Regions from separate parts of the Homo sapiens genome. Here region 1 is linked to region 2. Evidence: read pairs that join two places in POLR2A ChIA-PET (ENCODE). Cell type or tissue: CD4-positive, alpha-beta T cell. All regions are shown on one strand. Each heading gives the region's core, and the rest is flanking DNA. Links, peaks and the distances in the headings are about the cores only.

Region 1 (8,174 bases), core at 1,745-5,744, 230 kb after region 2:
ACTGCTGTTTAAAAGGCCGGGGGATGGAGAAGACAGAAAGGCTTGGCTGTATCCTCTGGGTCCTTCCACGCTAGTGATACCGCTTTTTCCTCTGCACAGATAACAACTTCGTACAAGGCTGTTTGCATCCACCATTTAATCTCTGCAGCTAGGATTATTAGTTCTCCCTATTTTACAGAGAGCGAAACTGAGGCTCAGTGATTAAAGTGGCCACATACTTGTACTTTTGGAAAGTCAGATCCACAATTACCCACGAGCAAGTGCTGCATCCACAGTCTGTTCGAGTGAGAAGGCAAGTGGCCAGGGGACACACTCCTGCCACCTTTGCTTTGATGCCGAGTGGTGCGTGGTCACTGGGACTTTTGTGTTTTGAGCACACACTCCTGTGGACTCCAAGTATGCACGCCTTTTGCAGCATTGCACAGAGGCATGGAAAGTTATGTTCGTACTGAGCTTGGGGTCTGAGTAGGAAACAGGCTTGCTCAGGATCAGTTCATAGATTAGTGGATTCTAGGTACGGTGCTAAAATACTTTAAAAATATGAGGATCGTAGCTATTGTAATGATCATGCTCATCCCCATTTTAGGGAGTGTATTAGTCCGCTTTCATGCTGCTGATAAAGACATACCCGAGACTGGGCAATTTACAAACAAAAAGGTTTAATGGATTCACAGTTCCACATGGCTGGGGAGGCCTCAAAATCATGGTGGAAGGTGAAAGGCACGTTTTACATGGTGGAAGACGAGATAATGAGAACCAAGTGAAAAGGGAAACCGCTTATAAAACCATCAGATCTCATGAGTCATATTCACTACCAGGAGAACAGTATGAGGGGAACCTCCCCTATCATTCAGTTATCTCCTACTGGGCCCTTCCGCAACACGGAATTATGGGAGCTACAATTCAAGATGAGATTTGGGTGGGGACACAGCCAAACCATATCAGGGAGGGAGCAAGTAAAGCACAGAAAGATCTCCTAACCCACCAGGCTCACTGGGATGCTGGTGTTTGAACTCAGCAGCCACAGGTTTAGAATCCTCATGGTTATGTGCTACACTAAGTTTCCACCCTTGAGTAGTGACAATGTTGAATTTTCCCTGAGTCTTGTGTCCCCGGAAAAAAGTAAAAAGGAATTGCTCTCACCCTTTTGTGTTGTGGAAAAAAGTTTACTGCAAAGAATCACCCCCCACCCCCACAAGAGAATTTAGATAAGACTCCAAGACACCACCCCCATTGTTTACCTGTGAGAGCAGGTAAACAGGACACAGACCCTCCAATTCTCATTCATTGTCTTATAAGTGATTACCTGAACTGCTTGTCCCACTAATCAATCCTTATAAAACGCTGGTCAACCACTTTGGTTAAGATTCTTTCCTTCCTCCAGGCCCCTGAACTTTGGCTCACCCTGGGCCTGGGCCAGCAGACAGCCCCTCCTCAGAATAGGCTGGCCTCAGGTTGATATATTCTCTGATCTACTAACCCATCATGTCACCCTTTCACCCCACTTCCAGGTTCTTTCTAGCCTTGTTTTCTTCTTCCTATGAAAGAAAAGCTCTTTTTGGCCTAACCCTTGTGGCCACAGTGTACTCTCTTTTGCAAGTCTCCCTTCCCCTGTTATAATAGTCCCTCCTGGCCAGGCGTGGTGGCTCACACCTGTAATCCCAGCACTTTGGGAGGCCGAGGCGGGCGGATCACGAGGTCAGGAGATTGAGACCATCCTGGCTAACACAGTGAAACCCCGTCTCTACTAAAAATACAAAAAATTACCCGGGTGTGGTCACGGGCACCTGTAGTCCCAGCTACTCGGGAGGCTGAGGCAGGAGAATGGTGTGAACCTGGGAGGCGGAGCTTGCAGTGGGCCGAGACACCGCACTCCAGCCTGGATGACAGAGCGAGACTCCGTCTCAAAAAAAAAAGAAAAAAAAGTCCCTCCTGCACCTTGCAATAATCCTTTCAAATAAAGCCACTCTTTTTTGTTTCCTTCAAATAGGATTTTTCTTTTTTATTTTTTTAAAATTATACTTTAAGTTTTGGTTTACATGTGCACAGCGTGCAGGTTTGTTACATACGTATACATGTGCCATGTTGGTTTGCTACACCCATCAACTTGTCATTTGCCTTAGGTATTTCTCCTAATGCCATCCCTCCCCCAGGACCCCACCCCCTGCCAGGCCCTAGTGTGTGATGTTCCCCTCCCTGTGTCTACGTGTTCTCATTGTTCAACTCTCACTTATGATTGAGGACATGTGGTGTTTGGTTTTCTCTTCTTGTGTTACTTTGCTGAGAATGATGGTTTCCATTTTCATCCATGTCCTTGCAAAGGACATGAACTCATCCTTTTTTATGGCTGCATAGTATTCCATGGTGCATATGTGCCACATTTTCTTTATCCAGTCTATCATTGATGGGCATTTGGGTTGGTTGCTATTGTGAACAGTGCTGCAAAAAACATACGTGTGCATGTGTCTTTATAGTAGAATGTACAAAAATCACAAGCATTCCTATACACCAATACCAGACAAACCGAGAGTCAAATCATGAGTGAACTCCCATTCAATAAAATACCTAGGAATCCAACTTACAAGGGATGTGAAGGACCTCTTCAAGGAGAACTACAAACCACTGCTCAAGGAAATAAAAGAGGACACAAACAAATGCAAGAACATTCCATGCTCATGGATAGGAAGAATCAATATCATGAAAATGGCCATACTGCCCAAAGTAATTTATAGATTCAATGCTATCCCCATCAAGCCACCACTGACTTTCTTCACAGAATTGGAAAAAACTACTTTAAACTTCATGTGGAACCAAAAAAGAGCCTGCATAGCCAAGACAATCCTAAGCAAAAAGAACAAAGCTGGAGGCATCATGCTACCTGACTTCAAACTGTACTACAAGGCTATAGTAACCAAAACAGCATGGTACTGGTACCAAAACAGATATATAGACCAATGGAACAGAACAGAGGCCTCAGAAATAACACCACACATCTACAACTATCTGATCTTTGACACACCTGACAAAAACAAGCAATGGGGAAAGGATTCCCTATTTAATAAATCGTGCTGCGAAAACTGGCTAGCCATATGCAGAAAGCTGAAACTGGATCTCTACCTTACACCTTATACAAAAATTAATTCAAGATGGATTAAAGACTTAAACATAAGACCTAAAACCATAGAAGCTGTAGAAGAAAACCTAGGCAATACCATTCAGGACATAGGGATGGGAAAAGCCACTCTTTACTAGATCTGAATTTGTTTTGACAGTGGATGGGCAGTTACTCTACAGAGACTACAGTAGGGCGGGCACTAGAATCTCCAACTTGCCCAGACAGGCACCACAGCAAGGACCAAAGGAGATTTGACCTGGGACCCCCTGATTCCAGAAGCCACAGTGTTCAGGAACTGGCTGTTAATGGTGGGTATGGAGTGCTGCCAGTCAGGCAGAGACAAACACCCCTTTTACCAGCTTGTTTGTGTTTTCAAAACTGGCTTGTTGAAATGAATTACAGGCGCAGATGAAATGTTTTCTTAAAAGAACCACAATTTTTCACCACAGGGTTTCACTTCCTGTAGTCTCTTTGCCAGTCCCTCCACCTCCTGTCATTCCCAGCAGCCTTAGAATTGGCCATTAAGCTGACAGACCCATTTGAATGCTGCAAAAGCCACTGAACAGAAAAAGGCATCATTTAGGCCCATATTTGTGATTTTTCTCCATTTGATCAGAAGCCTGTAATTTAAATATATCCAAGTGTGCTGGGAGCATTCGTGACTTAATTATCAAATTTATTTAAAATATATACATACAAACAAAGCTCCAAACTTGCAAACAACGTGTAGCTTGGCCATGAAAGAGACATTTAATTTACTTCAATTGCTTAAAAATAGACATGAAAACCTCCCATGTCTTGGCTCTTCCACTGATGCCACCTGGATTTTCCAGGTGGAGGGTCTGCTCACTTAGTTATTCTGTGCTTTCAATTTCATTTCAGCATGTGACCTTCAGCCGGGAGCTAGCAAGCCTAAAATGACCTTGCGTGAAGACTCAGAGCAAAATACCAGGTGTTTTGTTGAGTGGGTTCCCCTGGGGTACAAGCAAATAGCCCCCAACATAAAGTAAGGCAGACCGGGATACTTTCTGTCTGAGCCTCAGTGTCCACCTCTGAAGTGGCTATGTTGTCTGGGATATATACCCTGGGGTTCATTGTTGCAGCCAGGAAAATTTAGGACATGGACACACATGAGGAGGTTAGGAGCGGAGGTTTAATAGGTAGAAGAGGAGAGAAAGAGAAACAGCTTCCTCTATCGAGGAAGGGGTGTCTCAGTGGGAAAGACTGGTTGGCAGCAAATGCGCAAATTTTATAGTCCAGTTTGAGGAGGCGGTGTCTGATTTACATGGGGCTCATAGATTGGTTAGATCAAGTGTGACGTTTACATAGTGCGTGCAGAAGGCTAGTCACCTCACCCTAATCTTATTATGCAAATGGGCTTTCCAGTTGATCAGCGCCATCTTGTCTGCTTCTTACAGTACATGTGGCTGGCAGAGAAGGGAAGATGGAGCCACCATCTTGAAAATGTCTAGTTGTTAGTTCCTGCCCTCATTCACCCATGCAAGCTCCCAGCTTGCTTGTCTATATCTGCAGCTCAACTTTACAGGCTGCTCTTTGTTAGAAAATGATTTGGGGCTGCTTTTCATGAAAAAGAAAGGCCTTTTACAAGGGTAAAAGGCTATCTGCATAAGTGATTTCTTCTTAACTTCTATGTCGTCTTCATGAAATAGGTATTGTGAACCCTAAATAGCCGAGACAGGTCTCAGTCGATTTAGGAAGTTTATTTTGCCAAAGTTAAGGACGGGCCTGTGACACAGCCTCAGGAGGTCCTGATGACATGTGCCGAAGGTGGTTGGGGCACAGCTTAGTTTTATCCATTCTAGGGAGACATGAGACATCAATCAATATGTGTGAGATGTACATTGGTTTGGTCTGGAAAGGCAGGACAACTCGAAGGAGGGAAGGGGCTTCCAGGTCATAGGTGGATAAGTGACAAATTGTTGCATTCTTTTGAGTTTCTGATTAGCCTTTCCAAAGGAATCCATCAGATATGCATTTCTCTCAGTGAGCGGAGGGGTGACTGTGAGTTCTGTCTGTCCTGAGTCCATAAGAAAATCCCTTGTGGACAAATTGTGAGGAGGTATGTAGCTTTTTTATCTTACTAGCCATCTTCTTTAGGAATGGAATAGGAGGCAGGTTTGCCCTAAGCCGTTCCCAGCTTGACTTTTCCCTTTGGCTTAGTGATTTTGGGATCCTGAGATTTATTTTCCTTTCACAGTATGATAACCGACCTCCCCAGGAGGTAGTGATGGTTAGATAAGGCAGTTAAATGTCTCAAGCTACACTCTCTGTTCTTCCCTCTGTCCCAGAATCTATTTATTCCAACCCTCCACTCACCTGCTGGTAATGGCACAGGCTGCCCTTCCGGTTCTGTGTCCAAGGACCCCTGTGGGCAGTGTGGAAATTCTTAAAATATAGGTTCTTGGGTACTGCTTCTGGATATTTCGATTCAGTAGTTCTGGAGTCAGGTCCAGCTACCAGCCAGCAGCCTGGCCAGGGTTTTGCATTTTCACTAGCTTTCCAGAAAACACAGAGGGAGATGGCACCCACATTTTTGGAAATGTAGCCGATGCCTGGAGAAGTGTTACCCAGACTATGTTACCCAGGCTGGTCTCAAACTCCTGGCTTCAAGTGGTCCCCCTGCCTCAGTCTCCCAAAGTGCCGGGATTACAGGAATGAGTTACGGCAGCTGACAGAGAATCTATTACTTGATGGGAGAGGCTTTAAGTCACATGTCAGAAGGCTTGGGTATGGATGAAGGATGATGTCAAATTTTGGTGCGATTTTTGCAGTGGACAAACACACAAATCCCTGCCCATGTTCTAGTGGCGGGAAACAGGAAATTAGAAAATTATGTGCATTGTTATATATATTATGACTCAAGCAGGGGAAGGGGGACAATGGTGCTATATGTGTGTGTGGTGAGGGCTGCTGGTTTGCATGGAGTGCTCAAATCCTCTCTGATAAGGTGACACCTGAGCTGCAACCTGAAGGAGGTGAGAGAGTAAGTCATATGGGGCCATGTGTGGGAAGACAGTTCCAGGCACAGGGAACAGCAGGTGTGCTGGGCATCTAAAGAAGGAGCACAGAGGTCATCGTGGTTGGTGGTGGGGAGCAAAAGCTGGGGAGTAGAAGCTGATGACGTCAGAGAGATAACTTGGGGGTAACTCTTGTAGGGCTTTACCGGATGTCGTTAGGATTTAGGCTTTTGTTATGGGTGAAATGGGAAGCCCTTGGAGGGTTTTGAACAGAAGAGTGACATGATCTGAGTTAGATTTTAGGAACTCACAGTCCTAGACAATTAAAGATGTAATATTAATAAATACACTGGGTGCAGCAGCTCACACCTGTTATTTCAGCACTGTGGGAGGCTGAAGTAGGAGGATTGCTTGAGGCTGGGATTTCGAGAACAGCCTGGGCAACATAGCAAGACCCTATCTCTACAAAGAAATTTTAAAAAGCCAGACATGATAGCACATGCCTGTAATCCCAGCACTTTGGGAGGCCGAGGCAGGTGGATCACTTGAGGTCGGGAGTTTGAGACCAGCCTGGCTAACATGGTGAAACCCTGTCTCTAACAAAAATTCGGCCAGGCACAGTGGCTCACACCTGTAATCTCAGCACTTTGGGAAGCCGAGGCAGGCAGATCAACTGAGGTTGGGAGTTCGAGACCAGCCTGACCAACAAGGAGAAACCCCGTGTCTACTAAAAATACAAAATTAGCCAGGCGTGATGGCGTATGCCTGTAATCCCAGCTACTCGGGAGGCTGAGGCAAGAGAATTGCTGAACCCAGGAGGCAGAGTCTGCAGTGAGCGGAGATGGCACCATTGCACTCCAGCCTGGGCAACAAGAGCGAAACTCCGTCTAAAAAAAAAAAAAAATTAGCTGGGCGTGGTGGCGCATGCCTGTAGTTCTAGCTACTCGAGTGGCTGAGGTGGGAGGATTGCTTGAGCCCTGAACTTCAAGGGAGGCTGCAGTGAGCAGTGGGCTATGATCATGCCACTGCACTCCAGCCAGGGCAACAGAGCAAGACCCTGACTCTAAAAAAAAAGAAATAATAAATAGCAATAACTGTGAGGAGTGTGTCATGTTAGGTGACATGTGGAGAACCACAGGCACATGTCACAGGTTCAGATCAAAGGTAAAGAAGGGTGTGGCAGTTTTAAAAAATGATTGCAAATGCTTTGATGCTCCTCCCTTTGAGTGGCAGGCTTGAGTAGGGTATGGCAGAGGTGACACTATGGGTTTTCTGAGGCTGGGTCATAGACAGCGATGCAGCTTCTGTTCGTTTGCTGGAGCACTCAGGAGCCTGGCACTCCCTCATAAGGAGTCTTCCCAGCCCAGGAGCTGGGCACTCACATGAATGAACCTTTGGAAGGTTCTAGCCCCAAGCCATATGCCTCTTCCCAGCTGAGCCCTAGACATCATAGAGCAGAGACAAGCTATCTCCTCTGTGCCATTTCCCAACCCTTAGAGTCTGCAAGCATAGTTTAATGGTTATTGTATCCTGCTAAGTTTTAAGACAGCACAGCAACAAATAACTGGAAAGGGGGTAATTCAGATACCTCGCCATGGAGGGGAGATTGTTCCAGGAAGAAAAAAACAGCTGGTCTGCTGGGGTGGAGGCAGGAGAGACTGTGGTGGTGATTTAGAGCAAAATTCCCCAAAGTCTGGATGCTCCTGCTGGTGGTACAAGGGGTGACTGGGAAGCATTTTCTTCCATGCCAAGTAGGCGTTGATGGATTGCTGTTGTCCAGTCATTACGTGAGGAATTTCAACCAAGTTTGCACATGTTCAGGCAATGACAACTATGTTACAATGGCCACCTAGTCTATAGTGATGACATGAAATCATTGTTTGCAAGGTGCATTCCAATTTCATATGTTAAAATGTGAAAAAAATGCCCCTGAAAATAGATAAGGAGGAGTAATACATAATATTAGGGGCTGGCAGAATATGGCAAGTATTGCAAAGGGGAAGATGGCTTGGGAGCGGGCACGTGGCAGGAAGCCAGGGAGATGGCTGGATGCAGATAGGCTTGCTCGACACCCCTGCACA
Region 2 (8,174 bases), core at 2,817-6,816:
AAGGGAAAATCAAAGCTTGACATCTGTTTCCTGAAGGAGCTATTTGAGGTCCTGGGTCTTCTGGTAAAAACCAGAGAAAAATGCCCATGAGTCAGCAGAGCAGCTGTTGAGTTCCTCCCCTGCCCCTAGGCCGGCCTCCACACAAGTCTGTGCTGGATCCCGCCTCCTCATGGCCCCCTCCTCCAGGAAGCCCTCCAGGATCTCTTAGTCCTAGGCAGTGCCCTTTCAGTCGGACTCCTGGTCTTCCCAGTTCTGCTTTCTAACGTCACCCCCTCTAACCACAACATCTGGTCCTCTGGGGGCTGCCTACCAAGGTTCAGTCTCCTTTTGGCTCTTCCTCCTGTCCCCAGCCCAGGGACCACCAGTGCCTGCTAAGAATCTAGCGATTTTTTTGTTTGTTTATTGTTGTTGTTGTTGCTGTTGTTTTGAGACAGGGTCTCGCTCTGTTGCCCAGGCTGGAGTACAGTTGTCACCTTGACTCACTGTAACCTCCACCTCCCAGGCTCAAGCAATCCTCCCGCCTCAGCCCCACAAAAAGCTGAGACTACAAGCATGCGCTCCTATGCCTGGCTAATTTTTTTTCTTTTGTAGAGACAGGGCTTCACCATGTTGCCCAGGCTGGTCTTGAGATCCTGAGCTCAAGCGACCTACCCTCCTCAGCCTCCCAAAGGGCTGGGATTCCAGTAGGAGCCACCGCACCCGGTGCAGCAATTGTTGAAAAACATTTCCAAGGAGAGTCATTACATAAGGAGAAACTGAGGTTAGATGGAAGGCAGAACTTCCTCACTCAGAGAGTTGGGAGCCAGCCAAGGCAGAGGTCAGGGGAAATGAAGGACGAAGCCTTTCATCCCCCCAGTGACACCCGAAGACACAAGCCTGTGGGCTGGGCCACCTGAGACTCATGTCTACCGCTTCTGTTTCATGGAGCCCTTTGGTGGATGGATTCTGATTAGTGGAGAGCCGGCTACTGGACTCGTGTCAGCCTCAAGGGCATGGATGTCATCTTTTCTGAATCTGTGGACTCTAGCCGTGTTTTTGAGCCCAGAAAGCCAGCCCGGCCCTGGCTCAGCTCTGTGATGGGGGCCCTCCCCACCCGCAGACCACGGGGCAGCCACTTACCTCCCTGGAGCAGCAGCAGGAGCAAGGGGGCGGCCCAGCCACGCGGCATGCTGACTCCCACGGGCCTGCAAGAGACGTACAGTGGAGGGTGAGCCAGGCGGGCTCAGGGCTCCCCCGGCCTCCCCCTCATCCTGTCTCTTCCCAGGCAGACTTGCCCCTGATTCTTGGAACTGTCTTAAGAAAAATGCAAGATCCCGAGGGGCCTGTGGATGACCCCAAGAACTCCCACCTCTTAGAAATGGCAGATTCACCCCAAGAATCCCTTCTCCCACCTTCTTCCTGCCCCCGCCCCATCACGTCACAAATGCAAAGTGAATTTGTTTTATTATTTTATTTTAATATTTTTAGAGATGGGGTCATGTTCTGTTGCCCAGGCTGGAGTGCAATGGCGCAATCACGGCTCACTGCAGCCTCAACCTCCTGGGCTCAAGCGATCCTCCTGCATCAGCCTCCCGAGTAGCTGGGACCAAAGGCACGTGCCACCACGCCTGGCTAATTTTTAAAACATTTTTGTAGAGACGGCATCTTGCTATGTTGCCCAGGCTGGTCTCAAACTCCTGGGATCACATGATCCTCCTACCTCGGCCTCTCAAAGTGCTGGGATGACAGGCATGAGTCACCACGCCCAGCACAAGGTGAATTTAAAGAGGGAGGAGACTGCTGACTATTTTGCCCTTGCTGAGCCTATTGATGTAGCATTGTGTGTGAAATTAAACTTGTGTATTTATCTATCTAACAAAGAAAGAGGGAGGGAAAAAGAGAGGAAGGGAGAGAGAAAAGGAGAAAAAACTAGTTTGGAAAGGGGGATCTGCTGAGGAGCAATTTTGGATCTTCCTTCCTATAAACATCCATGTTGTAAAAAAAAGCCAGTAAATTGGCTTTTTTATGTTTATTTTTTAGACAAAGTCTCACTCTATCGCCCAGGCTGGAGTGCAGTGGCCCGATCTTGGCTCACTGCAACCTCTACCTCCCAGGTTCAAGCGATTCTCCTGCCTCAGCTTCCCAAGTAGCTGGGAATACAGGTGGCCGCCACCACGCCTGGCTAATTTTTGTATTTTTAGTAGAGACAGGGTTTTGCCATGTGGACTAGGCTGGTCTCGAACTCCTGGCCACAGGTGATCCACCCACCTCAGCCTCTCAAAGTGCTGGAATTACAGGCATGAGCCACTGCACCCAGCCATCAATAAATTGGCTTCTTACTGAATAATAAATCCAAAGTTAACCCACAAAGTTAACCACTGCTGAATACTTAAGATAAGGTTAGCCCAATAATGAGGCTCCTTACTCCATCACAAAGCCCAGATTAGCCCACTCGGGAGCATGCTAGGAAATCCAGGCCTGACCAAACAGAGACAACCTGACCTCCTAATTTGGGCCAGGATGGAGAAGGAACCTCTTTGGGGAGCAGAGTGAGTTTATCCAGAAAGAGTGCCCTCTACTGTCTTGGGCAGAGGAATGCCCCACCAGTCTGGCGATGCCAGGCTTCTCCTGGGACTTGTCTGTTTCACCCACCAGCTCTGTGTCTGTTTGAGGAAGTGCCAGCCAGAGGGCAGTGGTCCACCTGCCCAGACTCAGGAGCCCCTCCCAGACCAGCCCCTATAGACAAGAATGGAGCTAAAGCTAAACCTAAGAGGGATGCCCCATGCAGGACCCAAGTCACAGGCATGGCTTTCTCCAGACGCCATCCCTGACTCCACAAGGGGAAGATCCTCCTCCTCTGTGCCGGGGTTCCCAAAGATCCTACTCTGGCCCCATCCATAGTTCCCTCTGACCTCCCTCACAGAGCCATCAAAGAACCCTGGGGCAGGGCACAGGCTGGGGGGCCAGGAAGGTTCAGATGACCAGCTGTGTGGCTCCGGGCCAGTCCCTTGCCCTCTCTGAGCCTTGTAAAGTGGAAACAGCAAGGCCTGCTTCCAGGCTTGTGAGAATTCAAGGAGGTGATTTGCATAAAACCCTGCAGATGGCCCCCATCACATAAACACTCAAACAACAGCTGTAATTGATGGAGAAGGTAGAGCCTCAGAAACAGAGGGGGTCTCAGAATGATCTAGCCAAGAGTTGCCAAAATATCTCATATCCAAAATTTTGGCCATATTTGTATATTGTGTGCACTGTTGTTTATTTTAATACATATTTTAATATATTTTCTATAGATAAGCACACTTAAAAATTTAACTCCAGCATCATCCTAAGCAATAACATCACTACTCAAATAAAATAATGTTGAGGTAGATGCAGTTTCAACCTGCTTTTAGGAATATGAATCCTGTGTGATTCCAACCCCTGCAGAGGTCCTGTTATCACACTTTGAAGATGTGGCCTCTGATCGCAGGAGGGGGAGTCTGTGTCTGCCCCCTCACTATTCTGTCCACATCCATCACCCCAGCCACGGTGCGAGTCCTGACATAGCTCTGTCCCCGTCACTCCCTGATGGTTTTATCTTGACCACAGCACAGCAAAAAGTGCAAACTCCTTTGCCCAGATTCAATATTCCTCATCTCCAGCTTGACCAACATAGCAAGACCTTGTCTCTACCAAAAATAAAAATAGAAGTAAAAATAAGTTAGCCGGGTGCTGTGTGCCTGTGGTCCCAGCTATTCGGGAGACTGAGGAAGGAGGATCACTTGAGTGCCGGAGGTCCAGGCTGCAGTGAGCCATGATTGCACTATTGCACTCCAGCCTGAATGAAAGAGTGAGACCCTGTCTTTAAAAAAACAAACAGACAAACAAAAAACTCCTCATCCCTCCTAATTTCTTACCTCTGCCTACATCACAGAGCCCTAGGGATGTGGAGGGGGTACCTGCTGCTTCTGCCTGCCCGGCGTCTCTTCCCAAAGAGCTCCTCTATCTGAGCTGCCTCTAGTGGTTTGCCTGAGGCTGACTCCACCCCATGCTCCACAAAGTGGGCTCCTGACCCAGGCTTGGCCAATCAAAACACCCCATCTGTCTGACCACAGTGATTGCATCAGGGATGGATGTCAACCCAGGCAAGGCCAGTGAAAGCAGTCCTGAGATTTTTTTTCTAGAACTCTAGAAAACTGACACTTTTTTTGGTATCTTCTCAGAGCTTGTAGCCATCTTTGTCACCTCTTAGAGACAGCCTCCTTGAAAATGACAGCCATACTGAGAAATACAGGTCAGGAGTCCCCATGGCATCATGGGAGGTCCTGGATCCAGCCATATCTGATGTCCACCCTGTGGATTTCTCATTCCCATGAGCCAAAAACCACCTATGTTGCTTAATCATGTTGAATTCTATTTCTGTCACTTGCCACCAAAGATCCCTGACACAGTGGAGTTGAGAAAAGGGCTCAGAATTTGAAGCCAGAAGATCTTGAAGCAAATAGTAGCTCTTCTCTGGCTCTTTTATTCTCTGAACTCAGTTACCATCTCTGAAATGGGGACAATAGTGCTCACTGCACCTGGCAGTGAAGAAGAGGCTGTGAGAAAGCAGATGTGGTAGTGCTTCACGGACTGTGAAGTGCTGTACCAGTGCACGGGTTTCCTGCCATTACTGGCTGACTGCCCTGAATTACTCATCGTCTCCCCGGCAGCCCAGGCTTCGTCATGCATCTTTGCCTCTGCTGGAGCAGACTCCTGCCCTCCAACACCTTTCCCCTCCCATCCTCTCAACTCAACTTTCATGGTCCATGTGCTGTATCCCTGCAGCCACACTGGAGTGTTCCAGAACTCCTGCCACTAGCCTATTGCGTTTGAGGTTTTCACTGGTGCTACTATTAATTATCCACTTACTATTGATCTTTACCTTGCCTCCTATTTTTTACTCCAATAAACATGTCTCAAAAATATTATATCATGACCATCAGCAGATAACTGGCATGAAATAGGCAGTGTGCGCCATGCTGGTCAAGACACAGACTATGGAGCTGGCTGGTCTCAGTTCAAATCCCAGCTCTGCCACTTATAGGCTTTGTGGCCTTGGGCAGTTTGCTTAACCTTTCTGGGCCTCATCTGTAAAATGGGAGTAATGATAATCACAGCACCTGCCTCATAGGTCTTTGGGAGAATTAAATTAGTCAACATTTATAAAGCATTTAGAACAGTGCCTGGCATATAGCAGATATTATATAAGTGTTACTTAAACAAAACAATCAACTTACCATAAAACTAAATACAATACAACATAAAAACTAAATACAAGAAAAACAAAGGCAGTAATTGAATTTTAGTGACATGCTACTGCCTGCCTGAGAGTCCTAGAAACTGGAGATGTGGTTTGTCTTTGTTTAAAGTTAAGAAAGGGAGGCCGGGCACACTGGGTCATGCCTGTAATCCCAGCACTTTGGGAGGCCGAGGTGGGAGGATCATTTGAGGTCAGGAGTTCGAGACCAGCCTGGCCAACACGGCGAAACCCCATCTCTACTAAAAATACAAAAATTAGCCGGGTGTGATGGTGTGTGCCTATAATCCCAGCTACTCAGGAGGCTGAGACAGGAGAATTGCTTGAACCCAGGAAGAGGCGGAGGTTGCAGTGAGCAGAGATTACACCACTGTACTCCAGCCTGGGCAACAGAGCAAGACACTCTGTCTCAAAAAAAAACAAAACAAAACACAAAAAAAGAGAGAGTAGTGTTTAAGATGCGATAGCACCAAATTGAGAATCTTGCCTCCTCCATCAGCAGGGCAAGTGATGAAAGAGCCTACGCTTTCACTAGGGGATCCAGGGATATTTAACACTGTTTAAAATAAACTGCTCACTTCTGGGAAACATCAGCTTAAAAACACAGACTTTCTCCATCACTCCCTCCTCATGCTCCCACAGCACCAAATGGGGCCTACCCTAATTCCACTGCCTTCTCTGCCCCGAATCCATCCCCTTTTGGGTCTTTGCACGCAGGCTGACCCCTGAGGGCAACAGCACCTTATCCTCAGATACAGATCGGGCCACCATGTGTGTTTCCTACAAGGACAGAAGGTGTCTTAGGAGGCTTCCTGCTACAGGAGCCCCTTGATATGGTTTGGATATTTGTCCCACCCAAATCTCATGTTGAAATGTCATCCCCAATGTTGGAGGTGGGGCCTGGTGGGAGGTGATTGGATCATGGGGGCGGATTTCTCATGAATGGCTTAGTGCCATCCGCTTGGTGATGAGTGAGTTCACCTGAGATCTAATTGTTCAGAAGTGCGTGGCGCCTCCCCCTTTTGCTCCAGCTGTCGCTATGTGATGTGTCTGCTTCTGCTTCACCTTCAGCCTTGAGTAAAGGCTCCCTGAGGGCCTCCTTACCAGAAGCCGAGAAGATGCTGGCAGTATGCTTGTACAGCCTGCAGAACCATGAGCCAATTAAACCTCTTTTCTTTATAAATTACCCAGTCTCAGGTATTGCTTTATGGCAATGCAAGAATGGCCTGACACACCGCTGCAGCACCCAACCTCTGCAGTCTCCTACGGAGGAGTGAAGTGCACCTGACTTGGAGTGTGCCAGGTCCCAGCTGTGCGTCTTTGGGCAAGTTCTCTAACCCCTCTGATTCTCTGTTTTCTCATCCATAAAATGGAGGTCATCAATCTTTGCTGCAGGTTTGTCATGAGCATTAAAAGTGTCATCGAATTTGAAGTCCTGTAGGTGCATTTATCCACCAGTTTCAGTGCTGAGAAATGTTTCCTGGAGTTGCTGTAATTCACCCTAAAAGTTGACCAAATTTCAAGAGATTCTGGGGAAATGGAGAAGCTTGGGGCAGGAAATTAGATTGAAGTGAGTGCTATGGAGAATATAAGGTGCTTAACTTCATGGTCAACGTGGTGGCTCATGCCTGTAATCCCAATACTTTGGGAGGCCGAGGTGGGTGGATCACCTGAGGTCAGGAGTTCGAGACCAGCCTGGCCAACATGGTGAAACCCATCTCTACTAAAAATACAAAAATTAGCCAGGTGTGGTGGTGGGCACCTGTAATCCCAGCTACTCTGGAGGCTGAGGCAGGAGAATTGCTTGAACCCGGGAGGTGGAGGTTGCAGTGAGCCGAGATTGCACCACTGCACTCCAGCCTGGGTGACAGAGCGAGACTCCATCTCAAAAAAAAGAAAAAGAAGAGAAAAGAAATACAAAGAAAAACCACAATGACATACCATTTTAATTTTGTCGGATTGGCAAAAACTGAAAGTCTGATGACATCACATATTGCTCAGGATATGATATAATAGGAACTCTCATTTATAGCCAGAGGAAATGTAAATTATTACAACTGGTCTGGTAAAAAGTTTGGCATGACCTAATAAAAGCGAACACATGCCCTACCTAAAACCCAGTAACTTCACTCTTATGTAAACTGGTAAAGAAATTCTTCCTGCATGTCTATAGCAGCATTGATTTTAATAGTGAAAAATTGGAAACAATCTAAATAGCCATCATCAGGAGAGTGAAAAAATAAATCGCAATACTGTCACTCAGTGTAAACATGAATCATTTACAGCCACACACAACAAAGTGAATGACTCTCACAAACAAAATTTGGAGTGAAAAAAGGAAGTTAGAGAACAGCATAAGCATAATAACACCATTGACACCACACTGAAAACCATACAAAATCATCCTATATATTGTTTAGGTAAGCACACCCATCATAAAAATATTTAAAAATTCATGGGGATAATAACATCAAATTTTGAATAGTGTGGAAAAGGAGGGGGTGTGAGAAGGAGGAATGTTCAAGGGTCTCAACAGTTTGGTAAAGCTTGGTGAAGCTACCATGGGTGTTGATTATATTTTATGCCCTTTTGTATGTTCAAACTATTTCATACCATTTTAAATGTAAGTGAGGCTTAGTTTTGTAAAATAAAATATGGATGAGGGACTTCCACTTCTGGCTATAATGAAGTAGCTGTTGTCACACTAATCCTCCCACTGAGGGCAACTACTAAGCAGAAAAAAAAAAACTGCACAAGAGAGTGCCAACTTATATAGTACTTAAGAGAGGAAAAATGCATTGAAATTCTGCATGCAATTTCCCCTCAAATCATGTGCAAAGTCATTGAAAATAAGTAGCATGCCAAGAAACTTAGCAAAAAAACACCTGCTAATAGGTGGGAAAACTAAGAAGGA

What was found. ChIA-PET counts read pairs that join two places held together with the same protein. Peaks named below come from ENCODE experiments on the same cell type or tissue, not always from the same donor. Only the 100,000 strongest peaks of a DNase experiment are listed, where the experiment ranks them.
Region 1: POLR2A ChIA-PET joins it to region 2 with 5 read pairs; 4 of 35 experiments call an interaction of 5 or more read pairs at or near these places.

What each region holds. Positions count from the first base shown.
Region 1 is chr16:27,195,274-27,203,447 of GRCh38, reverse strand. No RefSeq gene overlaps it. Among named protein-coding and RNA genes, the nearest start is that of KDM8, 4.2 kb to the left of the region's middle. In CD4-positive, alpha-beta T cell, for the core only: no CTCF peak of the experiment used is centred there; a DNase peak (open chromatin) is centred at 3,567; H3K27ac peaks cover 1,732 bases.
Region 2 is chr16:27,423,066-27,431,239 of GRCh38, reverse strand. It overlaps IL21R (interleukin 21 receptor), which reads right to left. Exons shown (of 9, transcript NM_181078.3): 2 at 1,120-1,184. The coding sequence starts at 1,168. Among named protein-coding and RNA genes, the nearest start is that of IL21R, 25 kb to the right of the region's middle. RefSeq lists an enhancer at 35-84. In CD4-positive, alpha-beta T cell, for the core only: no CTCF peak of the experiment used is centred there; DNase peaks (open chromatin) are centred at 4,049 and 4,639; H3K27ac peaks cover 648 bases.